2 separate regions of the Homo sapiens genome follow, and region 1 is linked to region 2. Evidence: chromatin contacts called from ENCODE Hi-C data. All regions are on one chromosome and are shown on one strand. Each heading gives the region's core, a stretch centred on a gene start or an enhancer-like site at or near the end of the contact. The rest is flanking DNA. Distances are from core to core; before and after follow the strand shown. Region 1 has its middle 47 kb from the start of UGT2A3. Region 2 holds the start of UGT2B17 (UDP glucuronosyltransferase family 2 member B17).

What was found. Hi-C counts contacts between places; a loop is a spot of excess contacts on that map. Pooled maps may share reads with other maps.
Region 1: a map with no recorded cell type shows a loop between it and region 2 (2.6-fold over the local background). The contact joins the enhancer-like site here to the promoter of UGT2B17 in region 2. A Hi-C loop is called at or near these places in 5 of 37 single-sample maps with no recorded cell type and 1 of 50 pooled maps.

The regions. Positions count from the first base shown.
Region 1 is chr4:68,901,579-68,908,245 of GRCh38, reverse strand. It overlaps the pseudogene LOC101930041. Among named protein-coding and RNA genes, the nearest start is that of UGT2A3, 47 kb to the left of the region's middle. RefSeq lists enhancers at 828-1,718, 1,719-2,610, 3,502-4,394. Within about 2 kb of position 1,690, at least 7 of the 41 ENCODE cell types and tissues checked have a DNase peak (open chromatin) inside an H3K27ac peak, as active enhancers do.
Region 2 is chr4:68,574,890-68,581,727 of GRCh38, reverse strand. It overlaps UGT2B17 (UDP glucuronosyltransferase family 2 member B17), which reads left to right and starts at 5,406. Exons shown (of 7, transcript NM_001077.4): 1 at 5,406-5,777.

The DNA of each region.
Region 1 (6,667 bases), core at 441-2,940, 330 kb before region 2:
TTGTGTACCTAGCAGTACTATGTGTACACTTAGAAGTGCTTAAGTTGGAAAATTTCATATTATGTATGTTTTATCATAGCTTCTACTCCAGCAATTCCAGCTAATATTTGATATCTCATCCTTATTTGCTCATAGCATTCTTTTCAATAGTGTTTGCTGTGTTATTGCTCTTTTGTGATGGAGCAAATTCTTTCTTCATAGGAAATGGACATTTTCCCAGAGCTCTGGAGAAAATAGCATTGCAGTGTTTTGTCTGGGATCGATGGTTGATAACATTACAGAAGAAAAGGCTGATGTGATTGCATCAGCCCTTGCCCAGATCCCACAAAATATTAAATACAGTGCCATAATGTTGGAAAACTAAGAGTCTTAAATTCTATAAAGAGTTAAAGGGTGAAAATTTTCTCCCTGAAAAGTTAACATTTAGGATAATTTAATTTACTGAGATTGAGGCAGGAAATTAAAGAAAGAAAGAAAAATAAAATTAAAAAGAGAAATAGGCTTTCCTGTATTAGGCTAACTAGTCCCAGAGGCAGCAATGGGTGCAGCCCAGACCCAGGGAAATTCTTAATACTATCTAAAAAGCCAGGACACACACCAAAGAAATGTGGTCTGGTGACTCTCTCAGCACTCCTTCAACATAGGGAGAAGAAAAACAAATTTTCCTCTGTTTTATGGTATGACTTTACAGATTCTTGTTCTCTGTAACTAGTAACCTCAAGATTTCTGCTTTATCTAAAAAGCACAGCAAAGGTCCTGAGAAGTCTGAGTACGCCTGAACTACAGCTGTCTGGGCACCATAGTGAAGGTTATAAGATAAACCAGTGCAAGGCTCTTTTGAGCAAAACCTAGATAACAGTCATCTAGGTTGCATAGCAATAGTCATGTGTAATCCTGGGTTATGAACCTGTCACAATTTTATTAATTGTTCTCCTTCTGTATCCCTGCTTTCGTGCCACCGTAAGCCTGCACCAAGTTAGCCCACCCCTTTTTTAAAGTGTGTATAAAAGTCAAGTGCTGTCTTTGTTGGGGGCCCCATCTTTGGATGGTAAGTCCGTTGGGTCTGAGTGTACTCAATAAAGATATCCTCCTCTATATACCCCAAGGTCTCTCTCGGGTCCTCCTGATCCGCTACACACCTGGTGACCCACATGGGACTGAGAGACTGCAGCTTGGCTGGCTTCTTTGCCTGTGGGCGGTCTGGGGCCTCGGCTGTGGGAGACCCTTAACTTCAGGACCCATCAAGGGAACTTAAGCCCAGAGAAAGGAGCTGTTCTCCCGCGTCCCCGGTGCCCCTCCCCTGACAGCACAAGGGAACCCGGAGGGGTTGCAGGACGGTTCCAGGAATGGCGCCCTTTCTTCAGAACCATGGTAAAGTTTTGGGGCCCAAGGCAGGACCTATCCCATAAGGACAGAAGGGGAGCCTGATCACCTCCCAGGGAGTGACAACTAATCCAACACAGAGAGGCTGGGGGACGGTGAGAGTGGCTCACAAATTTGGATGAAACTCACACCCCAACCAACACAGGACGCGAGAGTGGCTCGCTAAGTTAGTTCAGAAGGAAACTGGATGCAGTGAGAGCGGTTCACTGCCCCAACCAGGATAGGGAACTGGGAGCGGGGAAGTGTGTGAGTGCGTGTGAAAGAGACAGTTCTGGGAGGAACCAACGGGAATGACATGTGTGGAGCTGCTGATCTCTTAGTGTAGGCTGTACGCTCCGAGCAAAATGTAGGACCAACCGGGTCCAATCGGTCTAAAACAAAAGGAAAGGTGAATGTGCTGCATCATAACTGGGAGGAAATGGGAGGAAAATCGTGGAAACCCACCCCATTGGAATGTATGTTAAAGAACTTTAAGAAAGGCTTTGCAGGGGTTGAGGGAGTCAAGTTAACCCCTCAGATGCTGAGAGCTCTCTGTGAATTAGAATAGCCCTTTTTTGGTGTTGGCTGGCCTGCCAAATGTGCTACAGATAGGGAGAAAATTGGCCGTGTGTTTAAGGTGGTGACCTGAGTTGGAGGACAGTCAGATAATTCAGACCAAATTTCCTTATATTAACTCATGGCTGAATGCAGCCCTGTTTAGCAGCTTATTGAAGAATGCTCACAGCTCAAGCCAAGAGAAATCAATTGTGCTGCCAGCTACAAAGACAAAGTGAAAGCTTCGCCTGTAAACAGAGTTAAAGGGAAAGTCACAGGAGCTTGTAGCGTGAGCAAACAGAGACAAAAAGAAAGCCACAGGAAAAACCAGTTTTTCAAGAACCACTGGAGGGAAAAGAGACCCCTCCTCCATATGTTCCAATCTACCCCCGCTTTCCCCAGGTTAACTGCCTCTGAGGAGTCAAGCTCAAATGGATACATGCCCCCAGTCTCTCTTGAGAGGGAAAAATCTGAGCCCTCACTCCAGGAAGTTAAGGTGAAATGCTAGGAAAAACAGGCAAGCCACCTCCAGTCAGGTTGTGTTAGGGCTATGCAAATGCCTCTCCTGGAAACTAGAGGACCCCCACTAGAACCCAAAGGAATGAGGCAGCCCAACTATAGCAGCTGCCAAGATACCAAGAGGCACTCCTGCAAAATTTAAGGGAAGGCGGGAGACAGGCAATCAATATAGGAAAAATCTCAGAGGGGCATCAGGGTGCAGATGAAAGCCCCAGCCATTTTTATAAAAGACTTGGTGAGGCCAGTGCATGATGAACATGGCATTTGTAGAGCAGGCCCAGGGGGATATCCAGTGAAAATTGCAGAAAATGGAAGGTTTTAAAGGGATGAATGCTACTCAGCTTATTGAAGTGGCCACGAAGGTGTACATTAACCAAGATCAGGAGGCAAAGAGGGAGGCTAATAGAAGGCTTGAGAAAAAGGCTGATTTGCTGGCAGCATCCCTCATGGATGTGGGTATGGACATGGGCATGGAAGAGGCCAGTCTGGACAGGGATTTGAGGGCCAGCCGAGGCTGGAAAGAGATCAGTGTGAGCGGTGCAAAAGAAAAGGACACTGGAAGGATGAGTGTCCAGAGAATAATAACAAGGAGGACAGTCAGGGCATTCAGACCAAATTTCCTTATGTTAACTCATGGCTGAATGCAGCCCTGTTTAGCAGCTTATTGCAGGATACTCGCAGGTCGAGCTGAGAGAAATCACCTGTGCTGGCAGCTGCAAAGACAAAGTGAAAGCTTCGCCTGTAAACACAGAGTTAAAGGGAAAGTCACAGGAGCTTGTAGGTTGAGCTGAGCAAAAAGTGAAAGCTTCTCCGGCAAACACAGAGACAAAAAGAAAGCCACAGGAAAAACCAATTTTGCAAGAACCACTGGAGGGAAAAGAGACCCCAGGGCAGTAGTATAGGAAGGCCACCTACTGGTGGCTGCCACACCAGGGAGGAACCAGACATCGATCTGATTGGACTGGCAGGGGCTGAAGGATATGAGGGTAGGACAGACCAGGCTGCTTCTCTTTGGGACCCGAGGAGCCCATGGTCAGATTAGAAGTTAGAGGCCAGCTAATGGACTTTACGGTAGACACCAGAACTAAACACTTAGTAGTGACCTGACCTATAGAGCCACAATCCAAGAACTGTGCAACTATTGTAGGAGCCACTGGAGTCTCTGAAAAGTGGCCTGTCGGTCAAAGAGGTGTGTTATAGGAGGATGAGAAGTCCAAAATGAATTCCTATACCTCCTAAATTGTCCAGTTTCTTTGCTGGGAAGAGACCTACTTCAAAAACTGCAGGCACAGATTACATTTGGGCCGCAAGGGAATGTAACTTTAAACGTAGTTTGCCCAGAGGCTATGATGTTAACCCTCACTGTCCTGCAGGCTGAGAAATGGAGACTATGCAAAAAAGACTCCGGAACCAGGAGTAAATGAAATGCATGGGTTACTTACTAAAATTCCCAGAGTTTGGGCTGAAAGTAATCCACCTGGACTGGTGCCAGCGTAAATCAGGCACCGGTGGTGGTAGAGTTAAAACTGGGAGAAACTCCGGTTCGGGTCCGACAGTACTCGCTACTCCCTGAGGACATACGGGGTGTCCACAAACATTTAGAGTGGCTTCATAAGCATGGAATCATAGCCAAATGCCAGTCACCATGGAACAACATTCTCTTGCCAGTGCGGAAGCCGTCTGGGGAATATAGGCCAGTACAGGATTTGCATTCAGAAAACCAGGCCACAGTGACCATCCACCCAGTGGTGTCAAACCTGCATACCTTAATGGGACATATTCCAGCAAGTGCCACTTGATTTACAGTCCTAGATTTAAAGAATGCATTTTTCTGTCTCCAGTTTGCACCAATTAGTCAGGCTAGTTTTGTTTTTCAATGGGGGTAAATCACAGTACACTTGGACAAGATTCCCACAAGGATTTAAAAACTCCACTACAATCTTTGAAGAGGCACTGGCCTCAGATCTTAAAGTCTACACCCCACCGAATAGTTACTGTGTCTTGCTCCAGTACATTGATGATCTTCTTCTAGCAGCCCCAACTCAAGAGGACTGCTTCCAAGGGACCCAAGACCTCCTGCACCTGCTATGGAAGGCAGGATATAAAGTGTCAGGGAAAAAGGCTCAAATTTGCTTTGAAAGTTTCCAATATTTAGGCTTCTATATAAGCTAAGGGAAAAGATGGCTTGGTTGTGAATGGAAGCAGGTGGTTTGTGCACTTCCTACTCCAACCACCTGGTGAAAAATAAGAGAGTTCCTAGGGGTAGCAGGGCTCTGCCACATCTGGATCCCAAATTTCTCACTCATGGCTAAGCTATTATATGAAACCACAAAGTGGGGGAAAAGGAGACCATCCTCTGGGAGGCCAACCAGGAGAAGGCCTTTAAGGAAATCAAAGAAGCCTTGACTCTGGTCCCAGCTTTAGGACTGACAGATCTAACGAAGCCTTTCTTTTTATATGTCCACGAGCAAAAGGGAATGGCCATAGGAGTTCTAACTAAATCCATAGGATCATGGCACTGCCCAGCGACGTACTTATCCAGGCAATTAGATTCTGTGGCATTTGGATGGCCTCCTAGTTTTAAGGCATTAGCTGCCACTGCTCTGCTGGGACAGAAAGCTAATAAACTGACTTTAGGACAGCAAATGACGATCCAGGTACCACACTCGGTTGTAACTTTGATGGACCAAAGGGGGCACCATTGGTTATCAAATCCTAGAATAACTCGATACCAAGGGCTCCTATGTGAAAATCTCTGCATAATTTTAGACTGTGAATACCCTAAACCCAGCTACCTTGCTTACCATTGAGTCAATGCCAGGAAGCCCCCTTCAATGCTGTGTGGATGTGGTAGGTGAAGTGTTCTTAAGCCAGAGAGATTTGACAGATCAGCCCCTCGGGGACCCCGACATTGGATATTTTACTGATGGGAGCAGCTTCATACTAGAGGGTGTCCGCCAAGCTGGGTATGCAGTGGTGACTTTGGACTCAGTAGTGGAGGCGAAGTCTTTGCCTACAGGATCTTCCCCTCAGAAAGCAGAGCTGATAGCTCTGACAAGAGCTCTCCAGTTAGCAAAAGTCCAGAAGGCAAATCTTTACAGAGACTCCAAATATGCTTTTGCCACTTTGCATGTTCATGGGGCTATTTACAAAGAAAAAGAACTCTTAACTGCTGGAGGTAAAGAAATAAAGTACAAGGAAGAAATTCTATGACTCTGAGACACTGTATAAGCCCCCAAACAGGTAGCAGTAATGCAATGTAGGCAAAAGGCAGGAACATTAGAGGCTAAAGGAAGCAGAAAGACAGACAAAGAGGCAAAGCAAGCTGCAATGGCGACTCCACCTTCTAAACAAGAAGCCTTAGCTATGACTCTCCTCCCAGAGATTCCCCTTCCAGAGACCCCAAGCTACACTCAAATGAAAGGGCTTGGTTTACCCAGGAAAATGGGAATTACGTTGAAGGAGGATGATGGAAATTCTCCAATGGGAAGCTAGCCATACTTGAAATGTTGGCCCCCAGATTTGTAAAACAGTTCCACCAAGGAACTCACATGGGAAAAATGGCACTAGAGACATTATTAGGGCATCATTTCTATGTGCCACAGCTCACTGCTATTACTCAAGCCGTTTGTAAACAGTGTTTAACTTGTACTCAGAGCAACCCTCGACAAGGGCCTACTTGGCCCCCGGGGAATTCAGAAAACAGTGGCCATGCCCTGTGATAACCTGCTTTTGGACTTCACCAAACTGCCCTGAGCAGGGGGCTATCAGTACATGTTGGTGCTTGTCTGCACCTTTTCAGGATGGGTCAAGGTCTTCCCCACCTAGACATAAAAAGCACAAGAGGTGACCAAGGGAGGCATTATTCCCAGATTTGGACTGCTCCTAAATCTGGGGTCAGATAATGGACTGGCATTTGTGGCTGAAATAGTTCAGGACTTAACTTGACTATTAAAGATAAAATGGAAGTTGCACACGGCCTACCAGCCACAGAGCTCAGAAAAGATGGAGCACATGAACCGGACACTCAAGCAGCTGCTGAAGAAATTTGGTCAGGAATCTCATCTGAGGTGGGATCAGGTCTTATCCATGGTCTTCCCCCGAGTCAGGTGCACCCCCACAAAAAAAAACAAACTGGGTACTTGCCCTGTGAGATTTTGTTTGGCTGGCCACCCCCAATCATAAGGCAGATTAAAGGTAATCTCCGTGAGCTACAAAAACTAACTTTAAG
Region 2 (6,838 bases), core at 4,157-6,656:
GACACAGGGATTGGAGTGGGCACCTTGGAAAAAAAAAACTTAATTTTTGGGGTATTCTTGAGAGACAGGTTGGTATCCACCATGTCGCTGTAGCAGGAGCACCATCTGTATTGTCTGGAAACATGTCTGTGCCTGCAAGTCAGTTATGTTGAGAGGACCAGGAGGTGTCGACAGGGAGAGGCATGGCTCATTTGCTGCTTCACAAATGAAAGACCATGTCTGGATTAAGGAGGGGTGGTAATTTCTGAGTGGCTCAGAGTCTGGTAAGGGTGGAGGCCCCAAGACAAAATTTTGGTCATACATGATTTCAAAGGGACTATAAAAAGAGTGTGCTTTTGGTGTTGTGCAAAGTCTTATGAGGGCGAAAGGGAGATTTTTTTTGTCCACGACTGTTGGGTTTCTACAGCCAGCTTGGTGAGTTGGGCTTTAAAGACAGAGTTAATTTTTCTAACTTCGCCTGAAGATTGAGGCCTGTAGGGTGTGTGGAGAGCTTACTTTATTCTTAAGGATGTAGAGATGCCTCGGGTAATTTGGCTGATGAAGGCAGGACTGTTATCAGACTGGATGGATGTTGGGAGTCCAAAACGGGGAATTGCAGGTATGCATGATGAGTTTGTGCGATGACAGTTGCACCTTCTGAAGTTGTTGGGAATTCTTCTACCTACCCAGAGAAAGTACAGACAAGGACTAGAAGACTTGTCTTATGACAGGAGTATTGTTTGCAGTTAGGAAACCCCGTTCTTTCCAGATGGATGAGTGTGAGTGCACTACGTGGAGCGCATAATGAGAATTTGAATAAATTGATCTGTTTTCCGGATGCTAGAGTGAGAGCTGGAGTGAGGGCATTGAATTCAGCTTTTTGGGAGGTGGTGCCTAAGAGGAGCGGATTGGCTTCAATAGTGTTGGGGGGTGACACTATAGCATAGCCCCCATGTCAGTGTCCTTGATGTAGGAAGGAGCTGCCATGTACAAACCAAATAAAGGAGGCATCTGGAAGGGATTGGTCTGTTAGGTATGGAAAAGGTATAAGAAAGGTTTGAACAGTATTCACACAGAAGAGTGTAGAGTCTTGGGCAGTTGTAGCTTCAGGTAAGAGCATGGACAGGTTTAGATGGGAGGTGGTTAGCATGGTGATGTGGGGAGTTTCTATGAATAGAGCATACAGCTGGAGGAGCCGTGGGGCAGAGAAAAGACTTAGTACACTGCGGTGAGCTAACATGTCTTTGATGTTATGGGTTGAATAAACTGTTAGGTTGGCATGAAGAGATAGTATTAGGCTTTTAAGAGTGAGGAGAGCAGCTGCCACCAATGCTCAGGGGCAGGCAGGCCATCCAAGAACTGTGGTCTCAAGCTCTTTAGGGAGGTAGGCAACAACCTGGCCGGGTGGGCCCCTTAGACTGGGTTAGAACACCTAGTGCAACTCCACGCCATTCATCAGTATAAAGGGAGAAAGGTTTGGTGAAGTCTGGGAGAGTGAGGATGGGGGCTGAGATGAGAGACTTTTGGAGTAGATGGAAAGGTTGGGTAATAGGCTGTGCAGGTTTTAAAGGCTCATAGAGAGGGACTTTAACAGCTTCGTATAATTTTTTGGCAAGTAAAGCGAAGGAGGAAACCCAGAGCCTAAAATATCCCGCTAATCCTGGAAAAGAGAGAATTTCTTGCTTAGTTTGTGGAGGCGGGAGGGACTGAAGGAGGGAATATGTGGTCTGTTGTGAGCCCTTGCGTTCAGGAGTGAGAGCTAGGCCTAGATAGGTGACTGGGGGGTGCATATTTGGGCTTTCTTAGGGGAGACCTGATACCCCTGTTCTGCCAAGAGGTTTAAAAGAGAGATAGTATGTATGGGTGTTGCAGTCTCTTTGAGAGGGGCTACACAGGAGCAGATTATTAACATATTAAAGAAGAGAGGATGATTTTAGGGATAAAGTACAGAAGTTACTAGCAAGGGCCTGTCCAAAAAGGTGGGGGCTGTCTCTAAAACCTTGAGGTAGTACACACGAGGTGAGCTGACCTGAAAGGTGGGTGTCGGGGTTCTCCCAGGTAAAGGCAAAGAGATTTTGGGAATCAGGGTGTAAAGGAATTGTGAAAAAGCATCATTTAGGTTTAGAACAGAAAAATGGGTGGTATTCGAGGGAAGTGAGGAAAGTAAAGTATATGGGTTAGAAACTACTGGACACACTGGGAGTACAGCTTGGTTAATGAGCCTGAGGTCCTGGACTAAGTGATAAGTTCCATCTGGCTTTTTAACAGGTAGAACTGATGTGTTAAAAGGAGAGTTTGTTGGGCAGAGTAGGTGACTGGTGAGGAGGAGAGAAATGATAGGCTTTAGGCCTATGAGAGCTGCTTGGGGGATGAGATACTGCTTCTGTGATAGGAACGGGGTGGGCTCTTTAAGGGTGATGTGGATGGGGGTGTGGTGCTCTGTGACCGAGGGTGTGGAAGTATCCCAAACAGTGGGGTTAACTACAGGTGCGGGATAAGGAAAAGTTGCATGCTTCAGGGTGGGAGGTCGGAGGAGTAGAAGAAAGTTAGAAGCCTGTTAGAAGCCTTGGAGGGGTCTGGGTTGATGTGTTGGGTACTATGGGGAATGTGGAAGTGGAGAGTAGTGTGGAGTTTTGAAAGAATATCTCTGCCTAGGAGCAGAGCTGGGCATGAAGGCAGGACTAAGAAAGAGTGACTGAAGGAAAAGGTGTGCAGGGAGCAGAAAAGTGGAGGGGGGTCTTGGGGTTTGGAGACTTGTCCATTGATTCCCACAACAGAGACTTGGGAGGACTGGGTGGGTCCTGAAAATTTAGGTAAAGCAGAGTAGGTTGCCCCAATATTAATTAAAAAAAAAATACTGGCCTATCTGCCAACATCAAGGTTATCCTTGGCTCAGATGAAGCAATGGTAGTTGCTGGGGCATCTGTTCCAGGGCACTGTCAGTCTTCAGCGGCAAGGCTGATGAGATCCTAGTAGGAGGTTTTGGCCGGCTGGGGCAGGGATGGGGGCGGTCCTTGCTGGGGCACCTCACAGTCTGACTTCCAGTGGGGTCCTCCGCAGAGAGGGCACAGCCTGGTGGGCTTACCTGGGTTTGGGCATTGCCTGGACCAGTGGCCTTCATTGCCACACTTGAAACAGGTGCCAGGGGGAGGTGGATTGCTAGGAGGCATCTGTGTGGAGCTGCAGCCTGTGGGCCTGCAGGGCCCGTGATGGTGGAGGCAAGCATTTGAAACTCTGTCTTTTTTTTTTTTCTTTTACTTTCCTCGTTATAACTGTTAAAGACTTTGAAGACTAAATTAAGAAGGTGTCATTGTGGGGTTTCAGGGCCATTGTCAAGCTTCTGAATCTTGCACCAAATATCAGGGGTAGATTGGATGAGGAACCAAAGGTTTAAAATAGTGATTCCTTCTGGGTTGGCTGGGTCTAGGTTGGTATATTTTCTCATGGCTTCAGTTAAACAAGAGAGAAAAAAGGCTGGGTTTCTGTCAGGACCTTGGGTGATTTCTGAAAGGTTTTTATAGTTTACCACTTTATGGGCACCCTTTTTGAGTCCTGCAAGGAGATACACAATCATGTGGTCTTGATGGCAGTGTCCAGAGGCCCTGTCTTGATAATCCTGGTGGGGCTCCTGGTTGGGGACTGCCTCCGTGCCAGTAGGCTGGGCAGGAGCTTGATGATGAATTGTATTAGCATGCTCCTGAACCAGGGTCCAAATATGGTCCCTGTCTTCTGGGGTGAGGGTGGAAGAGAGGATAAGTAGAAGGTGAGGGTGGAAGACAGGATAAGTAGAGGTCATACCAGGTTAGTGCATAAGACTGGGTAAGGTACTGAAACTCCCTAATATAAGAGGTAGGGTCTTCTGGAAATGAACTGAGTCTTGTTAGTTTGAGAGATCAGTGAAGGAGAAGGGAACATGAACTCTAACAATACCTTCAGTTCCTGCTACTTCCTGAAGGGGGCATTCTAGCACCCGCACTGAAGTATGGGTGCAGCGTGGGCCAAAGATGGTGCCCAAGCTGGTATGGACAGGAGAGAAGAAAGAAGCCAGAAGGGGTTCCTGCTGAGGGTTTGAAGGGGGAAGGCGGGTTGAGTTGACAGGCAGTGGAGGATACATAGGGGTGTAAGGTGGCTTGATGGGTTTACAGGCTTCAGGAGAGGGCAGTGAGGAAGGAGACTGAGTACAGGCAATGCTAGAGTTTTCCTGAGGAGAGGACGGTGTAGAAAAAGAAGTGGGTACTTTTGGAGGTGATGCCGGCTGGGAAGATGGTGGCTGGGAAGATGGTGACTGCGAAGACAATGAGAAAGCTTGGGGAGTTATAGAAGATGGTTGAGACGTGGGGGTAGGGGCTGGGAGGGGTGGACAGCAGTCTGCTGGATCCAACAAGGAAAAAGAGGTAGGGTCAGGAGGAGAAAGGTTATGAGGGCGGTGAGAATGAAGGATTTGAACAGGTAAGCAAGAATTGCAGAAGTCAGGTTGTGATCTGAGTGCAAAAAGGCCTGGAACAAGGAATTTCTCCCCATTTTTCCAGTCATCGGCAATAATTGCTTTAACCAGTTAAAATTGTAAAGTCAAGTGTTTCATTTGCTGGCCATTTGGACCCGTTATCTAATTCATACTGCGGCCAGGTTTTATTGTATAAAAAAGACAAGGCGCTTAGGGTGGGTATCTTGCCTGAGGCCTAAGGTTTGCAGATTTTTTATGAGGCAGTCTGGAGGGCTGTTTTTTGGAATGGAGGATGGGGAGTTTTCCATATCAAAGGGTAGGCTCTGGAGAACAGGGAAAAAGAAGACTGTCCTGGACAGCTGGAGGAAGACAATAAAAGGAGCTATTATCACCTCTGCCTTTTTGGTTCCTGGAACGGAATCAAATGGCTTAGAGGCGTCCCCCTAAGACCAGATGATCAGGGAGTGCCTGGCACATACTGGAGCCTTCTTGGATCAGTGTTGGATTTTGGGACAGGAGAAACCAAGAGAGGTCATGCAGATTTTCCCCTGTTAACTGGGCTCCCAGGGAAGCCTAACAGTAGGCGAGATCAGTGACCAATGTGCATGTGAAGGAAGAGAAAGACCTTCTCATATTATTTTATATTGTTTTTCACTCAGTACATGTTTAAGAAAAAACAACAAGGAAGTAAAACCAAAGACAGGCAGCCCAAACGCCAGGACTGAAACTATGCCTGGGCCTGCCTGGCCTAAACTTAGTAGTTAAAACTCAACTCATAACTTAGAAACCAATGTTATTCATAGATTCCAGACATGTATAGAAGAACATTGTGAAACTCCCTGCCCTGTTCTGTTTCTCTCTGACCACCAGTGCATGCAGCCCCTGTCACATACCCACTGCTTGCTCAAATCAATCACGACCCTTTCATGTGAAATCTTTAGTGTAGTGAGCCCTTAAAAAGGACAGAAATTGTGCACTCGGGGAGCTCAGATTTTAAGGCAGTATCTTGCCAATGTTCCCAGCTGAATAAAGCCCTTCCTTCTACAACTCGATGTCTGAGAGGTTTTGTCTGTGGCTCGTCCTGCTACATTTCTTGGCTCCCTGACCCAGAAGCAAGGTGACTGACGGAAGGCTGAGGCAGCCCCTTAGGTGGCTTAAGCCTGCCCTGTGGAGCATCCCTGTGGGGTACTCCGGGCAGCCTGAGTGATGAGATCCAAAGAGCGCTCCTGGGTAGGAAATTGCCCCAGTGGAACACCTCACCAGATCAACACGTAGCAGGCCCCCGTGGAGGATTAACACAGTGGCTGAACACCGGGAAGGAACTGGCACTTGGAGTCTGGACATCTGGAACTTGGTAAGACTAGTCTTTTGAACTTGTCCCACTCCACCTGAGTAGAAGCATGGCCTGGTCACCCACGGTGTGCCTGTGTTGGCACCTTTGTTCTGGTTTTGACTTGGCTAGACTTGGTAGGACTAGTCTTTTGAACTTGCCCCACTCCACCTGAATGGAAGTGTAGCATAGCCTGATCACCCACGGTGTGCCTGTATTGGCACTTTTGATCTGGTTTTGACTTGACTTGAATTGCTGGATACTTTGGTTTTGGTTTTTGACCTGGCTTGGATTTCTGGATACTCTGATTTTGGTTTTGATTTTGGTTTGGTGTAAACTGAAATGTTTGTGTGTGCCCTTTTACCCGTTCTTTGTTTTGTGGTGTGTGTGTGCTGTGAGCATGGTGTTTTGTCTCAAAAAAACATAGATCAGGCACAAAGTAAGCCCACTGCACTGGGAACTATGATAATGAATTTCAAGAAAGGATTTAATAGAGACTATGGAGTCACTATGACTCCAGGAAAACTTAGAACTTTGTGTGAAATAGATTGGCCAGCATTAGAGGTAGGTTAGCCATCAGAAGGAAGCCTAGATAGGTCTTTTTAGTTTCTAAGGTATGGCACAAGGTAACCTGTAAGCCAAGGCACCCAGACCAGGTTCTGTACATAGACAGTTACAGCTGGTTTTAGACCCCTTCCCCCCACCCCCCCTCACAATAGTTAAGAGAACAGCAGCATAAGCAGCTGGCAGAGGCAAGGAAAGACCAGCAGAGAAAAAAAAAAAAAAGGCCATCTATACCAATTCTAAGTAAATTTAGACTAAACAAGGTCTTATTAATAGCAAAGGATAATTGAAATTTCAAACTTACAAGGTTTTCAACAAAAGCGAAGTTTGCTAAAAGTTGACAGTGTAACACATATTATGGTAACTTCTAATCTTGTGGCCTTAGACAGTCTAGTCCAAAGACATAAAGAAAGTTCACTTTTTAAAAAAAAGGAATGGTTATCTTCAAAAAAAAAAGGGGGGGGAGGAGGTAAAATTTATGTAAAAAGAGTGTTATATGGTAAATTCTTGTCCTGAAATAA